Regions from separate parts of the Mus musculus genome. Here all the other regions are linked to region 2. A link is a loop called in an ENCODE intact Hi-C map of the cell type or tissue named here. Cell type or tissue: left cerebral cortex. All regions are shown on one strand. Each heading gives the region's core, and the rest is flanking DNA. Links, peaks and the distances in the headings are about the cores only.

Region 1 (8,482 bases), core at 356-8,355, 230 kb after region 2:
CACAGCCTGTGATGCACTGACCACGCTCTGGGCCTTCTTCAGATTCTGCAAACACCAGGCAAGAGTGAGACAGACCCCAGAAGCCCCTCTGATGCACAGTCCCCTAAAAGGTCCAGGCCCTGGTGCCTGGTCCTAGTCAGTCACTGAGCCATCAGAGAACCCTCTAGATAAACTGGACACCCCTTGCTCTTTAATGAAAAACAAAAATCTTGGGCACGGGTTACAATGTTCATGGGTACAGGAATTCGGCGGTAGAACTCCTTTCTAAGCACAGTGTTCTAAGTTCAGTCCCCAACATTGAAGAAAAAAAAAAAAATCAAAGGCTAAACTTTATCAGCCCTCTACCTGTTCTCTTGTGAGAATCAGCTTGTTCAATCTATGAACCAACTTCTGTGATTTTTTTTTGTTTTTGTTTTTGTTTTTTGTTTTTTGGTTTTTTGCGGGGTTTTTTTTGTTTGTTTGTTTTTCGAGACAGGGTTTCTCTGTCTAGTCCTGGCTGTCCTGGAACTAACTCACTTTGTAGACCAGGCTGGTCTCGAACTCAGAAATCCGCCAGCCTCTGCCTCCCGAGTGCTGGGATTAAAGCCACCACGCCCAGCTCTGTGATTTTTTTTTTTAAAGGTGCTTGTTGTAGGTTAGGGTAGCCGGGAATTTGCATACAGCCAAGGCTGGCCTTGAACTCTGACCATCTTCCAAGTGCTGTGTTTATGGGGGTGTACCATTACACCCTGCTTTCCAAACTCTCAGATACCTACAGTTGAGGTCTGCCGTCTGGCTTTTCTTCTGACCCAGTTTTTAACACCTTTCTGGCGCCTTCTCTAAAAATATGTTTGGCATCTGTTCAGAAGATAATAAATGATCTTTCCCTGGGGAGTTCCCAACATGGATGAGAGAGAGCACCCCCTCCCAGGTCTCACAGCCCCGACCATGGCTCAGAACAGCCATCCTTTTGCTGCTTCTGGTACTTTCCGAAGCAGCTCGATGCCTGTGCTGTAAAAAGCCACTTCATCCTGGGCCCACTACTTGTGTTTGGCAACTCTGTCCCTCTAATGGATGCACACGTGTCTTTTGAGCACTGACATAAAAGTCACCATGGAGACATAGCCACAATGGCTAATTAGACAAAAGAGCGCATCTCTCAAGCCCTGACGGCAGCACGGATGCAGTAAATGTGCATCGTATTAGTCAATCCTATGCCTTTCCCGGTTCTCTCAAAACATCCACAGATGGTCCCTGGCAACAGGAACTTTTTATGGAAACAGTCTTTTAACCCACTGGCCAGACCCTTCCAGATCTTCAACCATGGACTTTGTCTGGATGCTGGCACACACACACCCCACCATGGCAGCTGGAGATGAGATGGCCTTACTGATAGAGCTCACTTGGTAGAGCGCTTGCTTGCCTAGCATGCGCTAGACCCTGGGTTGGATTTCCAGAACCAGAACTTAATACAACAGAGTGGAGACACGTGTCTATCATCCCAGCATGGGGTACAGGCAGGAGGATCAGCAGTTCAGGGTCATCCTCTGCTACCTAGAGATGTTGAGGCCAACCTGGGTGGTAAAAATAGCTACCCTGATGGGGTTGGGAGTAACCAGCCACAGGGGACTCGTCCACTGCCAGCATTTCCATCTATGACTAGGCTGCTCATCTGGCTCCTCCTTCTCCCTCCCACACAATACGTTGTACTGCCTCCATCACACCAGCCTGGCTCAGCCATCAGCCACCCCATAGGCAAAATCTAGCACCTATATGGATTGGCTGTGGGGTGTAAAGCAGGGCTTTTCTGGTTGAGAACTCGCCTGAGTAGCCTGGGGACAAAGGGTACTAAACTACCCACACTCTAAAGGAAAATGGAATCCAATGTGACACATTTACCAAATCCCATCCCCTCCAAGAGCCTGTGGTGATTGGTGTGGCTATCCACTGCTCAGGAACCGGAATCACTTAGCAAGTTTCCGACACAACTGAAAGAATTATGATTAGGTTAACTGGAGCAGGAAGACCCACCCTAAGGAGGGTGTGTGCCATCTCCTGGGCTCAAAGAGAAAGCTAGCCAAGCATCGCCCACGAGTGTTGGCTGCTTCCTGTAGACACCTTGACTTCCTACTATGATAAACTGTATACCCTTGAACTGTGAGCCAAAAGGAGAAACAAACAAACAAACAAAAACCCTTTTTCTCCTTTAGATTGCTGTTGCCAGAGTACTTTATCATAGCAACTGGAAAAGCAGCAGACGTGATCCCAGCTTCTCCGCATTCTGGCCTTCATCCACTGGAACCCTTAACTGAAGGGGAAATGTCCACAGCACAGAACAAAGCCCTCAACTGTCATCACACCTGTCTCAGATTCACTAAGAAATGAGTTCAAATGACATCTGGGTAGTGGCTGGCTGGCTGGTTTGGCTGATAATGGATCTGCTGAGACCAAGACATTACAGACGAACCACAAGTGCTTCCTTGGCATGAACAAGGCCTTGGGTTCGAACCCCAACGCAGCGGCAAACGTCTGTAATCCCGACACTCAGGCGTGTATGCCGCAAGATCAAAGTTCTAAATCGGCCTGTTACATGGTAAGCTGGAGCCCAGCCTGGGCTACGTGAGACCTTATTTCGGCAAAAGAAAACAAGCAGACAAGAGTGTTACCTATAAATGTAAGGTGTTGGAATGGGCCCTACTGGAAATGGAGTCGTGGCTAGAGAAGTCATGGCTTCTGAGAGAAAAAGACAGACTGGCAATGGGAGGAGGCTTGGACACAGGTGAGAGCTAAAGATGCTATTGGAGTGGGGGCTGGGTACACCCCTATGATGGTTGACAAGGATCACCCAGGAGAAGGGTCTCGGGATGCCTATGCAGAGCCATGTGGGTTGTGCTCACTTCAGTGGGAAGCCCAGCCCACTGTGGGTGGCACCTTTCCTTGGCTGCAGCCTTGGACTCTGTAAACAGGCATGGGAAGTTGAGCAACACATAGGTATCGTTCACTGCCTCCTGGTGTAGATGTGACTGTCATGATGGGCTTGTTTGTCCCATGCCCTTGAAATGTGAGCCAGAAGAAACCGTTTCACCCTCAAATATCAGAGTAGTTTATCACAGCAAAAGGAAAAAAAAAAAAGGAATGAAATGAGGCTAGCCTGGGCTACGTAGGCAAACCTGTCTCAAAAATCTAAAATTAAAGCTCCTGTGTTTCTCTGGGCTGGTAAGATTGCTCAGCAGATGCAAGTACTTCCTGCTAAGGCTAATGACCTCAGTTTGATCCCTGGAGTCCACATGGTGGAAGGAGCGAAATGAATCTCAAAAGTGGGCCTTGAACGCTTAGGGAAGATCTGGGGGAAGGATCGACGGGGATAGGAACTGCACAGGAAGATGAACAGAGCTCTCAGAGACTGAGCCATCAACCGAAGAGCATACATGGGCGGAACCGAGGGCCCCAGCACAGAGGTAGCGGATGTGCAGCTCAGTCCCCATGTAGGTCCCTCAACACCTGGAACAGGGGCTGTCTTTAAAGGTGTAGCCTGACTGTGGAGTCTGCTCCCTAACATGGCTGCCTTGTCTGGCTGCAGTGGGAGAGGATACGCCTGATCCTGCAGAGACTTGATGAACCAGGGTGGGGCATTACCAGGGAGGCCCCACCGTCTCAGAGGAGAAGGGGGTGGGAGGAGGGACTCTGTGATGAGGGCGACAGAGAGGGGCAGCATTTGAGATGTAAATGAATGAATGAATGAATAAATAAATAAATAAATAAATAAATAAAGTGGTCCTCAGACCTCTGCACACATAGCATTACATGTGTCCACATACACATATACAAAATAAAAACAATTTTTAATAATAATAAAGGCTTGCAGTGATAGTGCATGTCTTTAATCGCAATACTTAGGAGTCAGAGGCAGGCAGATCTCTGAGTTCCAGGCTAGCCTGGTCTACAGAGCAAGTTCCGGAACAGCCAGGGCTATACAGAGAAACCCCGTCTTGAAACCAAACCAAACCAAACCAAACAAAGAAAGAAAATTTCTCAAAGAAACTCAAATAAAAGCCATGGTGAATACTCCCATGTCTATTAGAATGATTTTCTGAGACAAGATCTTACCATAATGACCAAGCTGCCCTTGAACGTGTAAGGCTAGAGTGCATCCTACCTCAACTCCACGGGCAGCTGTGACCACAGCCTCTGCCACGACGCTCTCGAATGCAATGGCCAGTACTGACAAGGGCACTGGGCTTCTTGGATGCTCACCTATGTGTTGCTGGGATGTAGGCTGTTACTTCTGCTAGGAAATTGGCTTGGCAGTTTTATCCCAAGGCCAACCTCTGTCATGCATGCACACACCCATGAGCACGCACAGTAAAAGGCCCTCGGGGCTTCCATCCTGAGCTAGTACTGAACTCTCTCCTGTGGTGTGAAAAAGATGGGAAGTAGTCAGGTTTGAAAAATAATCTGCGAACTTATATTTGCATGTCTGGGAATCTTTGCACTCTTGGAGGGGGGGTCTACTAGACAGCAAGAGTCTTTTACTTACACGGAGCCTTCTGCTTTCTTTGAAATGCTGCAGGAATAGCCTTCCGTGCAACAACGGTGGCTCCTGTTCCATCCCAGCACTGTTCTCTGCCTGGGAATACTCAGCAGCTGGACAATGCAACTTCTGATGTGGTAACTGACCCACCTGCTGTGTGGAGGAAACTAGTCTCCGGACTAGTCCAGCTACTAGTCAGCTTCCCAGAGTCAGAGGGCAGGCAGGAAGCATCCTCCAGTTAGCTCAAAGAACCAGTGTGCCTGGCTTCAGTCTGGCTTAGGTCTAAGGCCAGCACTCAAGGCAACATCAGGTGCTTCCAAGGTTACTGAAGCAACATGCGGCCCATGGCCAACACCCTGCGCCGGGACACTCTAGAGTCCGTGTGAGCACCAGAAGTATCCCGCACCGGAAGTATCCCACCGTTGAGCCTGGTCGCAGCAGGAGGTACAGGAGGTGTGTGAAAAGCTAATGCTGTCATGTGAGCAGTGAGGTCTTTTGCCGTCCAAACAAGGCCAAGGGGCCAAGGGAGGGTGCCAAGTCTCCATTCTGTCTCCTGAAAAAGCCTTTGACAGGCCAGCGACATAGCTCAGCGGGGGAAGGCAACTGCTGCCAAGCTTGATGACCTAAGTCCAGTCCCTGGGACCTACCTGGTAGCAGACAGGCATGGGTTCCCAAAAACTGTCCTCTGGCCTCCCCAAACATGCCATGACACACGTGTGTTTGTATGTGCACATAAACAAATACATAACTTTATTTTTTTTTTCAGAAAGAGGCCCCCACCACTTGGTGCCTGTTGACGGCCTTACTGAGCCTTAAACGAAAAGAGGGGGTTAGTGTGCAAGTCTGGCGACGGGCCAGGAGTAGGCCAGCTTGAGCAGCAGTGCCATCTCTGCCCTGCTTACTGTGTGGCCTTGGGAAACTGCCTGAGCCTCTCTGTTCCTCAGGTGGGAGTGACTGACAACTTCATACAGGCAGAGGAGGAGGAAATGTGGCCATGTTGGCCAAGTGTCTAGCAATACACTTGACCCTTAGAAAGCTCCATTTCATCTTTGGCCCTGATACTAACTCAATGACTGTCCCTTTGCCAGTCCCGTAGAGAGGAAACAAAGCTGAGGGCCTCAGGGCCCTCTAAGGCATCAGACCAGCTACAATCCAGGGTTAAATCTGGTGTGTGCGTACATTCCTATATGGGATCACGGTGGGTTCACACATCACCAGATCAAACCACTGGGCCACTCTTTTAGGGAAGGAAACAAGGAGGTTTATTCTCAATGAGGTCTGAACTATAGGAACTAAAGTCAGCAGATGTCCAAGGAAGGGATGGCCCGTAGAAAGAGTCTGTCCCCGAGAGAAGTCTAAAGTGACCAAAAACAAAAAACAAACAACTGAAGCCCAGAAAGCTGAAGGTGCCACCCAGATGTCCCAGCCCTCATGAATGTCACTGAACAAGGAAACTAGAGAGGCCTGGGCCAGATGGGATGTGGTTGCTATGGGACAAAGCCACACCTAGCAACAGCTCCCCAGTTCCAAGCCCCTATCATTCGCCTGGCAGTGATACCTCCCTAAACAGTCTGGCAGAGATCTCAAGCCGGGCCACGAACTGCCCCAGATGCTCCAGGGAACGGATGCAAAGCTTTCTGTTTTGTGTCACACCTGTGGTGACAGCTGAGTTGAAGAGAATGTTCACAGTCATTGTGCTCAGAAACCACACACACGAGTTCTATCTACCGGGGTTTCGGAATGAATCGAGGTTCCAGCTCTCCTCTCCACCTAATTGCCTGTCTGCACAGGGTAACCTTTTGATGTGAGTTTAATAATTAGTCATCATGGCCTAGTTAAAGAAAACAATGTGTTCTCCAGTGGCACTCTGTTTCCAGTGAGAGACAGAGACACTAAACGGTAACTTTCACCCTGTTTTTTTTAAAAAAAAAAAAAAAAAGGATGTTCCTCAGCTGGTCCTGCATCTGCCCAGCTGGTCCTGCATCTGCCCAGTGTATCGCCAGTTTCGGTCTTTAAGCAGCTGTGCCCCGACACAGATGCCCCTCCCCCAGTTCTGCCACATCTGGTTCACTCTATTCTGTGAGCTGGGCGCCACGATGCCTCAAGCATAGCATGACAGCAGATCCTCTTTATAACACAGACGTTTTGCCCCGGTTCCATACTCTGAAGTGCCCAGCCCCCACCTGTACCCAGCTCCGGCCACTGACCGTTTTCTCCCAGCCAACCAGCTATGCTCCCGGCTTGCCCTTTCCTGCACAGAGGAAGCGCACACCTACCTCAGGGCCTTTGCTCGGGAGAGAAATTCATGCTGGAAATAATCTGAGTGCCTAGTGAATTCCTCTCTCTCTCTCTTTCTCTGTCTCTCTCTGTGTCTCTCTCTGTCTGTCTCTCTCTGTGTCTCTCTCTGTCTGTCTCTGTCTCTGTCTCTGTCTCTGTCTCTGTCTCTGTCTCTGTCTCTGTCTCTCTCTCTCTCACACACACACACACACACACACACACCAGCTCTCGGGCCAAGCACAACTGCCTAAAGTGAAAACCTCCCAGTCACCTAGCTCCCTGTAGGAAGTATCGCCAGCTGCTGTAAACTGCAACTTCATATTAAATGTACCTTCTCTGTCGCGATGTGTCTCCTAAACACACAACAGCCTGGGCTTGAGAAGGGGTTAGCGGGCTCAGTCAGTGAAGTGCTTGTCAGGCAAACATGACCACCCATGGCAAGAGTCAGTCATGGTGGTGAATGTGCCTCACGTCGCAGGCACAGCCAGGAGGATCCCTGCAGTTCACTGGGCATCCAGCCTAGTCAAATTGGTGAACCTGGGTTCAAAGATATGGAGAAGAAGGATAGAGAAAAACGTCTGCCCTCTGCCTCTGGCCTCCTCACTCTCCTGCCCACACCCACACAGTCACATACACACACACCCATGTGTTTCACACACACAGAGATGAGATGCATAGATAAGGAAAAGGCTTTAAAACAAAGACATCTGGTACTTATCCAAAACCAACTGCCAGCTGTCCACCCCACTTAATGTTGGTCATGCACACACACAGAGACCATGAACTCAGGCCCCCCCGGGGGGGGGGGCGCTGGTTAGGCTCACCTCCCCTTCTCCCAGGAGCACTGCTCTCCAAATTGTCAAGCGTCTGCTGTCCAAATCCCCAAGCTGCCACCTCGGCCCACCCACAGCCTCTAAGACACTAATGGAGTAGGTTTAAATCTCTTCTCCCTCTCTCCCTCTCTCCCCCTTTCCCCCCCCCTCCCCTCTTCCCCCTCTCTCTCCAGTTGTCAAATGCCCAGATAACTTTGGAGGGAAGTGTGTCCCAGACTTCAGTCCCAAGGAATAAATTCCTCCCTATTGAGCTGATCTCCGGCCCATAGTAGAGACCGGGGAAGTGCTGCCCTCTGGTGGTGTATGGATGCGTAGCAGCAGCGGGCTTCCCAAATTGAGGTCAGTCGCGAGGGTCCCCTACCAGCTAGTGACCTCCTGGTCGCTGGGTACCCGTGTCAGCGCGAAGCTCCTGGTTTAGTCTTTGATGCTGCCATAACTCCTTCATTATCGGTGTTCCCAAACTTCAGACTTTTGAGTACTACCAGTTCTATTTCTGTGCCACAACTAAATGTATTTGTGAGAATAATCTACTGTAAAAGAGAGCCAAGAGGGGCTAGCAGGGTAGTTCAGTGGTGACCTCTTGCCATGAAAGCACAGTGTGCTCAGCTCAAGCCCCAACACCACAGAAACAACAACAACAAAGCAACCTGAGTTCCGGCAGTACCTGGGAAAACCAATTCCATGTGCTATGGCAGAGGAGGAAGACAGAGAAGCGGAGAACATAACTGAAGACAAAAATCGGGATTGACATTTAAAAACAAGCCTCTTGTGACGTTTGACAGCTCATCCTACAAAGGTACCCGGCACCAAGCTCTGTCATCCTGACTTTGATCTCCAGGCCTCACTTGGTGGGTGAAGCACA
Region 2 (8,482 bases), core at 232-8,231:
ACCTGGGGTGGGGGGTGGGGACGAGGCAGGCTTACCCTGGATTGCCCACAGCAGGTTCTTTGAGGAAGACGGCTCTCTAGCTTGGATGGGAACAAGCAATGTCCATTAAGGTTCCCTCACAGCTAGTAGCCAGGAAGACCTCAAGAGGACCGAGCCTGTCACCACCCGAGCTGCACCATATGCTATCAAGTGTCCTGGCTGCCGGGCACTGCTGCTGACTGGCTGTGTACACCCGTGGGTGCCTTCAGTTCTCTTTGTTTCCTTCACCATGGAGAATAGCTCCTCACAGGAGAGCTGCTTTGAACCACATATGTATTCTGGATGGAGAAGAGGACGTGGAAACTCTATACCCTCATGATTCCCAGGAGGAGGGTTGGCTGCAGGGCACCTCAGGAGGGTCAGTGCCAATGGGAATGAGGGCAGAATTTGCTTAGCCTGCAAAGCCTTTGATAAAGAGGGGAAGGGAATGGGTACCCGGCCAATGGCCATTTGGTCTGCACACTGGCTGGGGTTTCTGGGACACTGGAAGACCGAAAGGATCTTGCTGGAATACTGGAGACTGAATCAGGTAAGGCTGGCCAGATGGGCGAGCCCTGGTGGCTTAGATATAGAACACAGCCTGGAAGATGTCTTTCAGTCTTGGTTCCTGACCTGTGTGGCTCTGGAGTCAATTGAGGTATTTTATAAGGTGGGAAATAATGGACACTGTTAAGAGCTGTGATAATTGACCACTGCCTTGCAGCAGAGAAGAGAGGGACCCGGGAGTATAAAGGCACATTTGGGATCTGTAGCAAGCAGTTTCAGCTTCCCGGAGGGAACCACAGGGAACCTGGCTGTGTTGAGAGACACCAGCTCAGTGATGATCTTTGGAGGCACCAAGCTTGGCAGGTGGATATGGAAACCTACCTTGAACCTGTATAATAAAAACCAGCACCTGGAGGGTAACATGCCGACAGACCTTGAAAGCACGCTGAGGGATGCTTGCTGACTGTGTCTGTGGATGCGGGTACCCCTCCTCTCTCCTCTCTGCCTGCTTGCTCCACGGCTTGGAGGAGCTGGTCCTTGCCAGCCCTCCTCTCCCTTTCCTGGGGCAGAAGAGTAAGCAGCGCAGCTCAGCTCACACAGATCTACACACAGTCAGGTTGCTGCCTCAGCTCCCGATTCTGCCCCGTGACAACTTCCTTCTTTGCGGCAGCAATGGCCAGTGTGCAGATGTGTATGTAGTAATACACTTCTAATAATACCAGCCATGCATGAGCACAAGAGAACCATGCAAGAACCCCACTGCTTGGTTTTAAAGATGAGAAAACTAAGGCTTGGAAAGATGGGGTGAGTGGTCCAGGCACCACGGATGCAGGGGCAGGTAAAGCCAAAACAAGAGCCCATATTCATCTTGCTTAAACATTCAGTCTCACTGGACAAAGGAGTCAGTGCCATGGCCGGAGAACAGGCAGCTGGGGGGGCAGGGTAAGATGGCTTCTAGACATAGGGTGGTGTGTGTGTGTGTGTGTGTGTGTGTGTGTGTGTGTGTGTGTGTGTGTGATGCATGCTATGGGGCCTGAGCCTGGGGACTGGACCCGGGTCATCAGGTTTTGTGGCAAGCACCTTTAACTATAATTCATCTCTTTGTTCTGCTTTTAGTGGGGACTTCTGGCATATTAGGCAGGTTTTTGTGGACAACAATGATGTTGAACCTCTAGCTTTTCCTTCACTGTGCCGTGATTACAAGCGGGTACCACCACACCTCATTTTTGCAATGCTGCGGGTGGGGGATAGGGGCGGGTTGTGCATGTTAGGCAAGTACTCTAGGAGCCAAGCAACACCTCCTGTGTGACAAAGCCACGTTTTCCTCCTGCCTCTAGTTGCCCATTGGATGCTTGTGGACCCAACTGACGAGTCTTTTAGAGAGAGTGGCCTGTACAATCCGTTTGCGTTAAAGACAGTTTTCTAAAACTTGGATCAAGAAACTGTGGTTGACACTGAATCTTCACTGGCTGTAGATGAAGGGCAGGGAATACAGACAGGGAGAGCCTTGGGATAGAGGCGTGGCCAAACGAAAACTCACTTCTGGCTCCAGGGAGTTAGCCATCAGAAAAGTTATAGGAAGTTTGTGGCAGCCCAACTCCACCTCCATGGCACGGCGTTCAGGAGTGGGAGGGTCTTTTTCCTTGGCGTCCACAGCAGTTCCTGATAATCTCACCTCATCCTTGTCCTGATCTTCCCTTCAGCTGTCTTGTAGACATTTGAGACATCTCAGACTCTCTCTGCATTCAGGTCCTGCGAGGTCTGCAGGGGAAACCGAGATGCAGAGAGGCAAGCCACTTGGGTATCTCTCCATATCTCATCCTCTGCTTCTGGCCAGCCCCTGCCTGCCTCTTGAAGCCACTCCAGTCTCCAGAAGCCCAGAGACTAGTTGTGCAGTCTCTGAGAAGGAAGGCAGTTGGTGGCTCGTTCTGGCTGATGAGATGGGTTGTTGAAATCAGTTGGCCAGATTGTCTGCCTGCCCGGGAATACAGTTTGGCAGCTTCTGCTGAAGTTAAAACACATACCCACCCTATGATCCAGGATTCTCACTCCCACGTATTTACCCAAAATAAATGGAAACATATGTCCAAGAAGACGTGAACAAGAATGTTCACAGGGGCTCTGGGCATCGCTGCCAAAAGCCAGAAACACATGTGACTGTCAACAGGCAAATCAGAAAACAAACAGCTCTGTCCATCACTAGGGGATCTGTTCCATAATAGTGAGGAGCGACGAGAGACGACAGGATCCCCTCTGAAAGCCACTGTAGGAGGTGAGAGAAGCAGAAACGTACATGGTAGGGACAGCGATGTGAAGGACTCCAGACGGCAACACCAGGCTTCGGTGACAGAGTCAGTGCAATGGTTGCCTGGGAGGAGGTGGTAGTAGAGCAGAGAGGGATTGGCTGGGAAGGGGGGGTGAGTGAGTTTCGGGAGCAGGATGGGAAATCACACATCTGGTCAGGGGTGGTGATGACATATGCATTGGCCCATTCACACACATTTACACACACTCACACACTCATATGTATAGACACACATTCACACCCACTCACACATATTAATATATACTCACACACATGCATTCACACACACACACACTCATACTTGCACATACTCATGCATACATATACACACACTCACACACACACATACACACTCACGTGAACAGACACTTACACACACACACACACAGAAGTGTTGTCAAAGAATAAATTTAGTTAAAAAAAATCTAGGACTTACAAATGAGAGAAAGCATGTTATTTGTCTTTCCAAAGTTGGATTAATCCACTTAGTGTGGTCTACAATTGTGTCTGTTTTCCTTCACACTCTATGACTTCACATGTTTCCTTTTTTTTTTTTTTTTTTTTTTTGGTTTTTCGAGACAGGGTTTCTCTGTATAACGCTGGCTGTCCTGGAACTCACTTTGTAGACCAGGCTGGCCTCGAACTCAGAAATCCGCCTGCCTCTGCCTCCCGAGTGCTGGGATTAAAGGCGTGCGCCACCACACCCAGCTTCACATGTTTCCATGAGGTAGCAATTGTGGATAGTGCTATAGCAAACATCAGTGTGCAAGAGAAAACAAGAGTCTAGGATCTTGTGAGGAGAGTGTAAGGAGCAGGAAGGGTGGGTGGGCTTTTCCGGGGGCCTAACCGTCTGCAGCCCGGTCTGGCCTCTGGCTTTCCTGGAAGGGGCCACCAGCTCCCTGGCAGGCCTATGTGCAGGTGCCTTCTCTTCCTGTGGGAAGTGAACTCTGCCCACAGCCACAGCAGGCACAGGTGCATGCACAAGTGGCCAGAGGCAAAGAGAGGTAAAGAAAGCATTGCCATCCTCCCTTCACCCCCCCGTGACCTCAAGCCCCCCCCCACCTCTGGGAAGGGAGATGTGTGGTCAAGTCAGCCTTTCTTTGTCTGACTTCAGGGATGCAGATTTTATCCCTGGTGACGAACCCGAAGCCATACCTTTCTGCTTAAAAGCAATCTGGGTGGCACCTCCTACAATCCAAGGGTACATTTTACTCCTGTGACATTTCTGGAGTCTGCAAGATCTACTCCTTTTTTTTTTTTTTTTTTTTTTTTTTTTGGTTACAGGCTCCAGGCCTGGGTAGCCCCTTCCTACTGCTGATCAGTGAAAAGAACAAACAGACAAACAAACAAACAGCTAAAACTCTCCAAACCAAATCAACCAACCAACCAACCAACTAGGTACCCATTAGGATACCCAGTGCAGGCCCAGAGGGGCTCAGAGCCAGTGAAGGTGCCAGGGCCTAGGTAGATTTGTCTCGGGAGACTGAGTGCTTTGCAAGGGTTTACTGCACACCAAGTGGTATTAAACTATCGCCAGAGCCACTTCAGTATGGCTGTACTTGCAGGGAGAGGTCTTGGACGTGGAGCCTAAGCATGAAGCTCAATTGTGTAACTCACTTTATCTCAGAACTGGATTCGAATGCATTGCTTTACCCGTAGAGTGCAATTTAGCGTGATTATTTAAGGTGCAGTTCTTAATTTTTACCACCAGGAGGCACAACTGCTCCACACATGAAAACAGACTTGCTCTGGAAGACGCTGATTTCAAAATAAAATCATTGTCATTACTGCCTGCTTTATTCTTTATGTTCCTTACTTCAGTTCTGAGATTTGAGGCAATGCTGTGTTATGCAGATAAGAACCTAAGATTTGCACTTCCGGAGGACCCAGGTTCAATTCCCAGCGCCCACATGACAGCTTACAACAGTCTGTAACTCCAGTTCCAGGGGATTTGACACCCTCACACAGACATACAGACAGACAAAACACCAATACACATAAAATAAAATAAAATAAAATAAAATAAAATAAAATAAAATAAAATGACCAAGATTCAAAAGCAGGTCTGTGCACCTGCCTTCAAAACCCACCTTTCACCGAGTCTTCAGTGGAGGTCACTTAGATGAGATGCTAGCAGCTGCTTGGGGTTTTTCTTTTTGTGTGTGGCTAGCAGATGTTTCATAGTACATTGAATATAATACTTTTTTGGCAGAGCAGTGTCTCCACTTAGCCACACTCTCCATTAAGCCCTCTTGTGTGCCACCCTGCTCGAATTTACCTGCCCAATCCTGAGGCACTTGAATTAACAACTACATTTGTGATCAGTGAGTTTATAGGCACAGTTATACAGACGTTTTGTGGACTAGCATGAAAGAAAACAGGAAAAATGTGAGGGTGGAGTTTGGAAGACACGTCGGAGAGATGGCTATGGTTAACTGTCATGCTGGAGATGTGGGAAGTGTTCACACCTGACACATTAGTGGCTTCCCTGTCACACACCCCAGTCAGGATCTGTGGATCTAGGTGATCAGTGGGAGGCTTGGGGGAGGGGTGTGGCATTCTTTGCTTGTGGAACCCTCCCAGGAGAGGGACTGGGGGACTCACATCCCGCACGGAGTCAGTCCTGATCCAAGCCTGTTGCCCTTTGCTTAGTGAGCCACTGGCTGGAAACAACCGACACTGTTGTTAGCTTCGCACTATAATGGAAGGAACTGAGTGTCCCCAAATTCACAAAGTGAAGCCCGGTATCCAGGGCCTCTGAATGTAGTGCCTTAGGAATGGAACTTTAAACAGGGGTTAGGTCAAAGTGAGGCTTTTTGTGTGAGCTTGAACTCAGACCACCTGATTTCTTCATGGCAGGAAATTTAAAGAGCTGGGCTACCATGGAGGTCAGAGGTGCAGGGGGCTGGCTGTGTGAAGCTACCGTGACAGTGAACTGGACAGAGAGGCAGGGACAGGGACAGCAAAGGGGATATGGAAAGGGAAATAACCACCTCCTGCTGGTCAGGGATTCCAGCACATCCTGGAGGCCACCTACACAGAGACGAGGAGTCTAGTCTTCTGTCTAGAGATAGAAAGCTACTGGATGACTGGGGAGATGGCTCAGACATTAAAGGTTGGGCTCACAACTGAAAATATAAATAGATACTGGGATGTGTGCCTGACCACAACAGAGATGGGGGAATCAAAAAGGCAAAAGTTAGAAAAAAGCATCCATCAGGGAGAAAGCACCTGGCTTTGCTAATAACGGAGGGAACTTTGGCAATACCTGTGACCCAGCTGTAACCAAGGAGCCACCATGTTCCAGGACAGTTATGTTAAGTGACTGAAGCCAACTTCAGGATGACAAATAGCAGTTCTTTCCTCTCATTCGTGGTTCCTGTATTTTATATAGCTATGTGATATCACATATGGATATATGGCCTGAAGATAGAAATGAAACTAGGAGGGTGGGGGGGGGGGCTGCTGGGGGGAAGAGAAGAGGAAAAGAAAAGAGGAGGTGAGGAGGGCTAACGGGGAGTGGGGGAAGACAACGAGGCTCTACATACCATAACTATGTACAGAAACACAAATTAATCATTGTAAAACAGAGCTGCCATGTGCGGTGGCACAGACTTTAGTCCCAGTACTGGGGAAGCAGAGACAGGTCGATCCCTGTGAAGTTTGATTCCGGTCTGCTCTACATAGTGTGTTCTGTGCCAGCAATCACACATAGTGAGACACCGCCTCAAAACAAACAAACAACAAACGCCAAAGCCAAAACAACTGGAGCTGGAGAGATAGCTCAGAAGTTTGGAGTACTTGTTGTTTCTGCAAAGGATGCAGGTTTGATTCCCAGGACCCACGTGGAGGCTTATTAAGATCTGCAACTCCAGTTCCAGGGGAGTTTTCTTCTGACCTCTGAAGGCACTAATCATGCATTTAGCACTCAGACATACATGCAGGTAGAACATTCATATATATATATATATATATAATTATAAAAGAAATCAAAATTAAAACAAAAGACTTAAGCCAACAAAATTCTCTGTTGTATATTATTAAGTTGTAATAAGTTTGCTATAAGAAGTAAAAATCATGGACACGGGAAAGAACTAAGGGGTGGAGACATGGCTCAGGGTGCAGGGCCTGTGTGTTCTGAAGGCATCAGAATTATGCTTCTCATCGCCCAGATTGCTATGCTCGCAAGTCTGCACTCATGCAACACACACACAAGTTTTTAAAAGATAAAGTCTTATATAAAAAAAAGAAAACGAAGTGTAATATTTAATATTGATCTTTTGGGGACCAGCATGGTCTTACTATGTAGCCCCAGCTGTTCTGGAACTCACTCTGTAGCTCAAGCTGGCCCTGAGCTCACAGAAATCCACCTGCCTCAGCCTTCCAAGTTTTGCAATAAAGGCATGCACCACCACTGCCCAGCCATCTGTTTAATCTTCTAAGTAGCCTCTCCTCACCTCCAGATTGACAGCGGGGCGGCCTGCCATTCTTGCTCATGGTGTTTGTGTCTTCTGATCATCATGACGATGCAGGACTTCAGAGCGTCTCTGGGAATCCTTGTTTACTGTGCATTTCTCCAGATTCCTTCCCCAAAGGGAAGGTCTTCACCAGTACCATTGTCCATGGAAGCAAAGTGAATGTGTGAGTGAGCATGTGTGTACATGGGTGTGTGTGAGAGTGTATGTGTACATGCGAGTGTGTGTGCATAAATGTATGAGTGTGTTGTGAGTGTGTGAGTATATTGTGTGAGTTTGTAAGTATTTGAGAGTGTGTTTGAGTATATGTGTGTGTTGGAGTGTATGTGTGAGCATATGAGAAAGCGTATATGTGTGAGTGTGTGTCTCTATGACTGTGTGTGAGTGTCTGTGTCCAACTGTGTGGAGGACATGCTGGCAGTGCACAAGGTATCCCTAGGCCACCATGCCCAGCCCCCTCCCTTCACGGTTTTCTGGAACATTCTCAAAATTCCCCTGGAGGGTCAAACCCTCAGGCTTCACCGGTGATGGGTTCACCCAGTGCCTCTCACTCTGAAGGGCTGACCTCCAGCACCTAGGGCGCTTGAGCTAATTAATTGTGTACATATTGAGAAGCAGAACTGAATTATCGCTGTCGTGGAGCTGGTAAGATGAGCAAACAGTTAGGAGCACTCTCTGGTCTTTTTGCATGGAAGTTCTTTCCAACTTTCAGGAGCAGATCGTTTGTATGTTAGTGAGTGCAGGAATTAACACGTGAGCTAGGATGCAGGCTGGGTAGTATATGCTGCATGCATGTGATGGGCAAATGTGTGCAAGACATACTTCTGTGTCTTGTGTATGCGTATATAGGGGCTGTTTGTGGGTGGCATGTTTATGTATGCAGTAGGTACACATATACCATGTATGTATACGTGTTTAAGAGTGTGACTTTGCTTTTGCATGGTGGGAAAGGGTAAACAGAGGACCTCAAGCAAGAGGATGGCTCTGGGAAAGGAGAAGAGGCTCTTGGAGCAGTGGGGGTGGGCTACTTGCAGCAGGTCAGCGTGTTCTTAATGACAGGCTATGGCTCTAAGGTCCAAGCCACAGTGTCCCTAGCAGTGGAAGGTGCATAGCTCTGGGAGTCTCACGCCACAGCTTTGAGATGCAGTGCACAAGGGCAAACAGGAGCTCCATGGGG
Region 3 (8,482 bases), core at 212-8,211, 410 kb after region 2:
TTAATTTTTCTATACAATTTGTCTGATGCTGGGAACTGAACCCATTCGTGGTGGTTTAAATATATTTGGCCCAGGAAGTAGCACACTAGGAGGTGTGGCCTTGTTGGAGGAGGTGTGTCACTGTGGGGGTGGGCTTTCAGACCTTACTTGCCTAAGGACAGTCTGTTCCTAGCATCCTTTGGATGAAGATGTAGAACTCTCAGCTCCTTCACCACCATGCCTGCCTGGATGTTGCTGTGCTTTCTGCCATGATGATAATAGATTGACACTTTGAACCTGTAAGCCAGCCTCAATTAAATGTTGTCCTTTATAAGCGTTGTCTTGGTCATGGTATCTCTTCACAGCAATGGAAACCCTAACAAAGACACAATACCAGGAAAGTGCTCTTCCACCAAGATCTACCCTCAGCATCAACTCCTATGTACAGGTTTTGTTTCCTTCCTAAGACAGGGTTTCTCCATGTAAACCTGACTGTCCTGGAACTCACTCTGTAGAGCAGGCTGGCCTCAAACTCAGAGATCCACCTGCCTCTGCCTCCTGAGTCCTGGGATTAAAGGCGTGCACCACCATTACAGGTCTCTTCAGACTGCATAAATCTTTCGCCCTTAAATATGTATACTTATTTTTCTTTAAGATTTATTTATTTTGCCAGGCGTGGTGGCGTACGCTTTTGATCCCAGCACTCGGGAGGCAGAGGCAGGCAGTTTTCTGAGTTTGAGGCCAGCCTGGTCTACAAAGTGAGTTCCAGGACAGCAAGGGCTATACAGAGGAACCCTGTCTTGAAAAAACAAAAAACAAAAAACAAAAGATTTATTTAATTAATTTTATTTTATGTATATGAAAACACTGTAGCTGTCTTCAGACACACCAGAAGAGGGCATCGGACCCTGTTACAGATGGTTGTGAGTCACCATGTGGTTGCTGGGAATTGAACTCAGGACCTCTGGAAGAGCAGTCAGTGCTCTTAACCACTGAGCCATCTCTCCAGCCCCCTATGTATACTTAAGGCACTGTAACAAAGTACCAGCAAGTCAGTGGCTTAAAGCATCACAAATGTGTCATCTTCAGGTATGAAGGTCAGAAGTCTCCATGGTTTTCTGGGCAAAAACAAAGGAGACAGTAAGACCTTCTGGAGGCCCCAGGGCGAGAATCTATTCCTTTCTCCTTCTCCAGTGTGTAGAGGTTGTTTGTGTTCTCAGGCTTGTTGATTCTGCCTTTTTCAAAGCCATTAACTTGGTGGGCTCTGTGACCCGGATCACTCAGATCACTCGGACTTCGATCCCAGCTTCCATGGCCACATGTCCCTCTCTGAGCCAGTGCTCTTCCTGCCTCTATGTGGACCCCAGTGGGCTCATCTGCATATATCAAGACAAGCTCCCTACTTCAAGCTAAAAGGCCTTTTCTCTGCAAAATCCCTTTTGCTATGGAGGGTGACATTCCACGTTCTAGGATTTAGGATGTGGGGATCTTTAAGGGAGGGAACATTCTGCTTACCACGGAAACTCTGAGATTTGAGTCAAATTCAGGAAAAACAAACAAACAACAAACCTTAGGGAGTTGTGGTTGAGAAGGTAGAAAAACTGGGAGCTGGAGAGATGGCTCAGAGGTTAAGAGAACTGTCTGCTCTTTCAGAGGTCCTGAGTTCAGATCCCCGCAACCACATGGTGGCTTATAAACATCGGTAATGAGATCTGGTGCCCTTTTCTGGCCTTCGGGCATATGTATATGTGCTGAATACATAATAAATAAAAAATTTAAAAAGAAGGTAGAAAAACAGCAGGACAATCCAGAATGGGTGTCAGAGAAAGTAGAGACGGGAAGGATTTTAAAAAACTAAGTTCATAAACCTTTCACTCAGCAACCCCACCCCTGAAAGTCTGCGTGACAACAGTCCACGGAAGCTTGTTCCAGCTCTGGAATACTCTTGATTCAAAAGAACACAGGACATACATTTCCCAAATGGGGGTTGTGTGATCTATTTTTAGCATGGAGGATTCAATTGTGCACATGTCCCTGCAAACTAGGGCCTTAGCTCAACTGGCCCTCTATTTATTTTATAAATAAAGCTTTATTGGCATGCAGCTACATCCATTCACTTATACAGGGTCATAGCTTCTGTGATGGATACTCCTGGTTGTCAACCTGACTACATCTGGAATGAACTACAATCCAGAAATGCAGGGCACACCTGTGATTCAGATCTTGAGGCTGGAAGGCACAGGCTTCTGACTGCGATCTTGTCTTGGGATAACAAACGCGTTTGATCTAGATTTTGAGGCAGAGTGGCCAAGAAAGGCTTAGGTCCAGGCAAGGTAGTACATACCTCTAATCCTAGGACTGAGGCAAGCTGATCTCTGAGATCAAGGCCAGCCAAGTTCCAAATCCAGACATGGTGATACACACCCTTAATGTGACGGCTGAAGGCCTATATAAGGACATTGAAAGAAGAAGACTCACTCTTCTCTCCAGCCCATGGAAGACTCACTCTACTTCACCTGCTCACACTTACTTGCCGGCACATCCGTTGGAACCCACTACTTGAGGATTCCAGCTTACACAGAAGACCAGCTGAAACTACTAGCCCCGTGGGACCGAGCTACTACTAGACTCCTGGACTTCCTGTTCACAGCTACCCATTGTTGGGTTAGTTGGACTGCAGACTGTAACTCATTACAATAAATTCCCTTAATAAATAGAGACAGCCCATAAATTCCGAGACTTTAGAGAACCCTGACTAATACGGCTTCTCTCAAGTTGTAAAAGTGTCAGTAGTTATTGTGTTGGCAAGTTGCAACAAAGACGGTCTGATCTGAACAACTTAAAGACACCATTTAATTAAATTAATCACATTGGGGCCAGGATCTCACTATGTAGCCCTGGCTGGCCTGGAACTTGCTGTGCAGAACAGGCTAACGTTAGACTCAGAGAGATACATCTGCCTCTGTTTCTCAGTTGCTGGAAATAAAGGTGTGTGTACCACCAAGTCCCACTTTATTATTTTTTCAAAGAATTCTTAAGTGTGTGTGTGTCTCTGTCTTCTATGTGTGTGCCTGTATTTCTCTGTCTCTGTCTCTGTCTCTGTGTGTGTGTGTGTGTCTCTGTTTTCTATATGTGTGCCTGTCTCTGTCTCTCTGTCTCTGTCTCTCTTTTTCCCCCTCTCTCTGTGTTTTACATCTGCCTTCAGGGAATGGAACTCCTTCATGCCTTGAGCATGCTAGACTAGCACTCTACTCGGCCCTCAACTACCTTTTAACAGTAGCTGGGCAGCTCTTATATACAGTCACACCCCATCCGGTCTCACAGCCTTCCTTTCCTACCTTATTCTATCAGCTTTTCCTTTGAATGTGTCAAACATATACCTATAGCTCCCTCTCATTGAACAGTTCTCTGTTTCTGAAACATACTTTCTTAAGACCTGCACCCCGGCCTTCTACTTTCTGCTCCAAGTTACCAGAGGAACCTCTTCCACCCATGCATCCTCCCTGCACTCTGTACCTCCCCCCCTCCCCGTCCCCTCCCTCATCCCCTTCCTGCCCCAGGCTGTGTATTCTCTTCTCTGTTTTCTTCTTGTGGAGGCACCCTGTGAGGTCTCAGCGAGTGGGGTGGGACTCCATTCTGCGCTTGTTCAGAACCCAGGACATGGAGATCTGCAGAAAAGTCTTGCATGTCCATGGTTTTCTGGGGATATAGGAGTGGGAGGAGATTTTCCAGCTTCTCTCTGTGGCTCGCTGTTGCTGCTGCCCAGACTCATTGCAAGCACCACCCTGGAAGGAGGGATAAGGGTTTGCAGGAGCAGCCTCTCTCCTCCCCTTTCCCTTCCACCAAAACACACCTGAACAGAAAATTCAGGTTTGGCGAGGAAGTCGTGGAACACTCAGACATATTTGGGAGTGTATATTTTTACAGTTACTTTGGGAAAGTGCATCTAGTGCCTTCTGCTACTGCAAGCTGGAAGTGACCACGCCAAGAGGAGCCATTCCACACCTGGCAGACAGAAATAAGTTCACAGGCTTGCAAGGCAAAGCAATGGAAATACGGAACAGCATTATGGGTAAGCCTCCCTCAAGCTAGAAACCAGGCAGATGCCACCCTCCGCCCACCATACAGTGGAGGATTGAACTGCTGAATAGTCGCACTATGGCACAAACAAGTCACCTGCCAGACTGATCAGGGCGCTGGAGGTGGGGAAGTTGCCTTGGTGTGGGAGGGGCTAGAGGAGGCCTGCAGGGTTTCTGGGGTCCTGGTCCTGGCTGGATGAACTGATTACACAAGTCAGTTCTACTCATGAACATCTGTCTTGTGGTGTCTTGTGATCTGAGCATTTTGCATCTTGTGTGTAGGTGTGTGCGTTTTAATGGAAAACTTAAAATATGTAATCTCAAAGAAAATTTGCAGTCTGGATGTGGTAGCTAGTGCCTGTGATCTCAACTCTTAGGAGGCCGAGTCAGGATTATCCCAGGAGTGTGAGACCAGCCTGGACTACACAGTGAGTTTCAGGCAGCTTGGATACAGAGTAAAGTTGTTAAAAACAAAACCAAACAAAACCAAAAAAATGAACGAACACAAATTACCTGTGCTGGAGCTCTTTGGGTTGTTCTGGGGACCAACTCTTACTGGGGGGACTTTGTTTATAGTGTCTGATCACTTCACTAATGTCAATTTATCTGAATCAATCGTTTGTTTTGTTTTTCTATTTCCAGACAGGAAGACTGGCTCTGAACATGTGCATTTGTCGCCACCAAGTGGCTGTATGTGTGACTTGCAGTGGTAGAGAAATTACAGAAATGGGGTTTCTGAGTCACAGAGTTCTGAAGTTCTGAAATGGAAATCTAGTTGTCAGGATCTCATAGTAGCCGAGGATTTCATACCATTACTTGAAAGCTCATTTTTCTATCTTTCATCGTAAATTATTCTTTATGCGAATAAAGCCCTGCCTCCAGTTGTGACCTCTGTGGGTCCTACTGTGCACAAAGCTGTGTATCTAAAATACCACATGTTTCCCACAAATGGGTCTTCCAGATGTTTGCGGTCAGCACTCTGGCCCTCTTTTAAACGTCCTTTCTTTCTCGCTGTCCCCCAACGGTTTCTCCTATGATAAGATTTTAAGTCCTTTTTGCTACCTTGGCTGCTATCACTGAAGTGTGGCATCTCTGATGTGACCCTCAGACCTCAACTCCCCTACACTATGTGGGTGTGACTGCATCTTCTGTAGTTATATTGTTCACTACTCTGAGCCACTAACCAGTGTAGGTGGCAGCTGGTGCCAAATGCTTCACTTGGTCCAACAGTTGCTCGATGACCCAAACAGGGATTAAGATGCCCCCTGAGTAGCTGACTGTAGCCCAGAAGGTTCTCTTTAGAGTTTGAGCTGATCGGGTGGCAGGGTTAGAGGCAGGCATGCATGCGTAGTAGACTCAGGAGTGCTGTTCAGGTTCAGGGATGACGGATTGGCAGAGAGGCTGAAGAAGAACATCTTTGTTGGTCACACATCCAGGGAAGACCAGGAAGGCATGAGAGAAATGAGAACACTCTAACTCTAACAAAAGTGACTTAGAGGAGGAAAGGGTTAATTTCACCTCGTGGGTCACAGTCTATCATTGAGGGAAATCAAGACAAGAACTCAAAGGAGGCTTGCTTGCCTTCCCATATGACATTATTTCTTTATGTGTGTGAGTTTTGTGTGTGTATGTGTGTCTGTTCTCTGTGTGTTTGGAGGTCAGAGGACAACTCTCAGAAATCAGTTCTTCCCTTCCACCATATGGGTTCCAGGGATCGAAATCAGGTCATTAGGCCTGGTTAAAAGTCTTCCTCCACACTGAGCCATATCTCTGGTTCCCACAACATTATTCTGATCAAGGAACCCACTTCACAGTCAAAAGTACGGCACGGTGGAGGATGTTGCTTGCTAGCTGGCGTGCAGGCTCATGCCTGGCTAGTTTCTTAGACAATCCAGGGCTACCTACTCAGGGAATGGTGCTTCCCACAGTGGGCTGGGCCCTGCTGAATCCATTAACCATCAAGACAAACCCTCACAGATATATATCCCCCGGGCAGTTCCTCAACTGTGACTCTATTCTCAGATGACTCTAGGCTGTGTCAAGTTGACAGGTAAAGCTAACCGGGAGAGGCAGCGTCATGCTGTGTCTGATGTTGACTGCAGCATCCTGTCTTCCTAGCACTCATTTGGAAGCCCTTGCCCAAGGTTATAAAAGTAGTAAACAATTACTGGGCACAGAACACTCTCCGGTAGAGCTGCCTGTAGGTTGGGCAGGGAACTCTGGGGATGGAACTTCCCTGACTTATTTATTGCCCATCTTGGGGTAGGTTTCTTGGTAATGGAGCAGATGTTGAATCACACATGGTGTTGCAAGCCAGCCTTCCCCTATGCTTCTGTAAATAAACTAAGCTAGATTTGGATGGAGTTGTGTCTTTGGTTGGCCATTGGTGCCCTGTCTGGGGCGAATAGACATTTTTCATGTCTCTCCGTGAGAAATCACACAACAGCAGGTGATGAATAGATCTTGTGAGAGATGGATTAGCAAGGATGGATGGACCGACCAGGGAAGATTTTATTTCTCTCTTTGGGTGGGGTGAGGGAGGGAAATGTCGCTTCCCTTTTATTCTCTTCTGGTGACAGCATGGATATAATAGAGAATGTTTACTGAAGGAAGATAGCAACGCGGGACATTGGAAGAAAATCCCTCTGGAGTCCAAATCCACTCCCAGTGTCCTCGATCTGTCCTCTGGGCTTAAAATAAGACTTACTGTGTAAGGTGGTGCAGGCATTCATAGAGATCACAGTTCAAGAACACACATGCTGAGAAATACTTTCTGCAGAGAAGAGTGAGTCAATCGCTTTCTTCTGTGATTCTTTAACTCGGTGGCCTTTAAACCGTAGTTTCTCTGTACAGAAGGCCATTTCTTATCTCTTCCAATCTGCACAGGCAGCTCTCTCTGGCCCCTCTGGGGCTCTGGGAAGAGATAGGGGAGGGCACCAGGAGAAGAAGTGTATGAAGAGGGTAAGGGGACAGTCATGCTCCCTGCTCTGAATTCAGGGCCAGGCTGACAGTAACTGCAAACAATCAGCCATTGCCCCGAGGGAGGGTTCCGAGTTGGCTGTAAAGAATTAATGGCCAGGAAAGGTGTCTGCCAATTGTTTTTCCACCCAAGGTGCAGAGATTACAGACATTCAGTAGCGCCCATCTCAGATCCAGGCTGGCTCCTGGTGCTGGCTGGCAATCAACCCCAGAGACAAGCATCTCTGCAGAGTGTTAGGAGTCAGAGTCTCGAGTCTTTCCGGAGGGAGCTCCCGAGTAGATGCCAAGATCCGCAGCGCCTCTTCTTTGAACCTTTTCCCAACCATTAAAAAAAAAAAAAAAAAAAAAAAAAAAGGTCCCACGCTCCTTTGGCTTGTGGTCTTTCCCTTTCCTGATGGGCTTCCGGCGTCTCTCCTTCCCCACTGATTTTATTTTTCTGTTTCCAAATCATATCTGCCTGCCTGCCTTGTCGAAGCCGTATCAGAGGCGGGAAATCTCTTCTTGGCTGGCCCGATGGTTCCCCAAAGAGCCAACCAAGCCAGTGGTGGCACAGAAGACACACATCAGATTGGAGCTGGTTGCTGGGAAAAACTACAGGTGGTGTGTATGTGGCCGAAGCAAGAATCAGCCCTTCTGTGATGGCTCCCACTTCTTCCAGCGTACTGGCCTTTCTCCACTCAAGTTCAAGGTCCAAGAGACACGCACAGTGGCCCTATGTACCTGCAAGGCCACTCGGCGGCCCCCTTACTGTGACGGTACCCACAAGAGTGAGCAGGTACAGAAAGCAGAAGTAGGTTCCCCACTCTGAGGGGATACTGTGACTCCAGGCAGTAATGCTGAGCCACACATGGAAGGGAACCTCCAAGGACCCCATCTTGTTAGCAATTGTACCCTGAAAAACCTGTATTCTCCTGTTGGGCAGCTGAGAGCCAGGTCCAGCATCCGGTAAAGCTGTCAATAAACACTGAGGCCTGCCCTCTAAAAAAAAAAAAAAAAAAAAAAAAAAAGGAGTCAGAGTCTCTCCTTTTAGGGTATGCTCAAAGCCCATGGTTTTCAAATAAAGCTAACTGGGTTGCTCTTTAGTGGTCCATTAAAGAGACCAGATCTCCTGTCCCGGTCCGACTCCTCCAATGCTCCCCTGGCTTCAGTATCATCTGGGACTGCAGAGTAGATGCAGCAAGAGCATCAGTGATAGCAGTGACATTACGGGGTGACAACAGTCACCAAGGTTACAGGGATAGCAGTCACTGTTCACTGCTTCTCACTTTGTCTCTAACTTTATCAGCTGTGCCCCTGGAGATGTTAGTAGTGAGGCCTGAGGGCTGGAAGAGGGAGGTCTTGGGGGGGGGGGAGCACACAATTGTTCTGGGCTGGCACAATGACTTCCTTCACATGGGGCAATGACATCAGCGTGGATAATGGTTGCCACCTTACTGGCCAGCAGC

What was found. Hi-C counts contacts between places; a loop is a spot of excess contacts. Peaks named below come from ENCODE experiments on the same cell type or tissue, not always from the same donor. Only the 100,000 strongest peaks of a DNase experiment are listed, where the experiment ranks them.
Region 1: a loop joins it to region 2, with 9 times the contacts of the local background. A loop is called at or near these places in 39 of 42 quality-filtered maps.
Region 3: a loop joins it to region 2, with 6 times the contacts of the local background. A loop is called at or near these places in 27 of 42 quality-filtered maps.

What each region holds. Positions count from the first base shown.
Region 1 is chr2:163,101,165-163,109,646 of GRCm38, reverse strand. No RefSeq gene overlaps it. Among named protein-coding and RNA genes, the nearest start is that of Gtsf1l, 16 kb to the right of the region's middle. In left cerebral cortex, for the core only: a CTCF peak has its summit at 7,945 (motif pointing left); DNase peaks (open chromatin) are centred at 4,946 and 7,917.
Region 2 is chr2:163,326,932-163,335,413 of GRCm38, reverse strand. No RefSeq gene overlaps it. Among named protein-coding and RNA genes, the nearest start is that of Gm35750, 25 kb to the left of the region's middle. In left cerebral cortex, for the core only: a CTCF peak has its summit at 4,539 (motif pointing right); DNase peaks (open chromatin) are centred at 421, 2,554 and 4,532.
Region 3 is chr2:162,918,634-162,927,115 of GRCm38, reverse strand. It overlaps the pseudogene Cisd3b. Among named protein-coding and RNA genes, the nearest start is that of Srsf6, 8.6 kb to the left of the region's middle. In left cerebral cortex, for the core only: a CTCF peak has its summit at 4,746 (motif pointing left); DNase peaks (open chromatin) are centred at 3,772, 4,084 and 4,747; H3K27ac peaks cover 647 bases.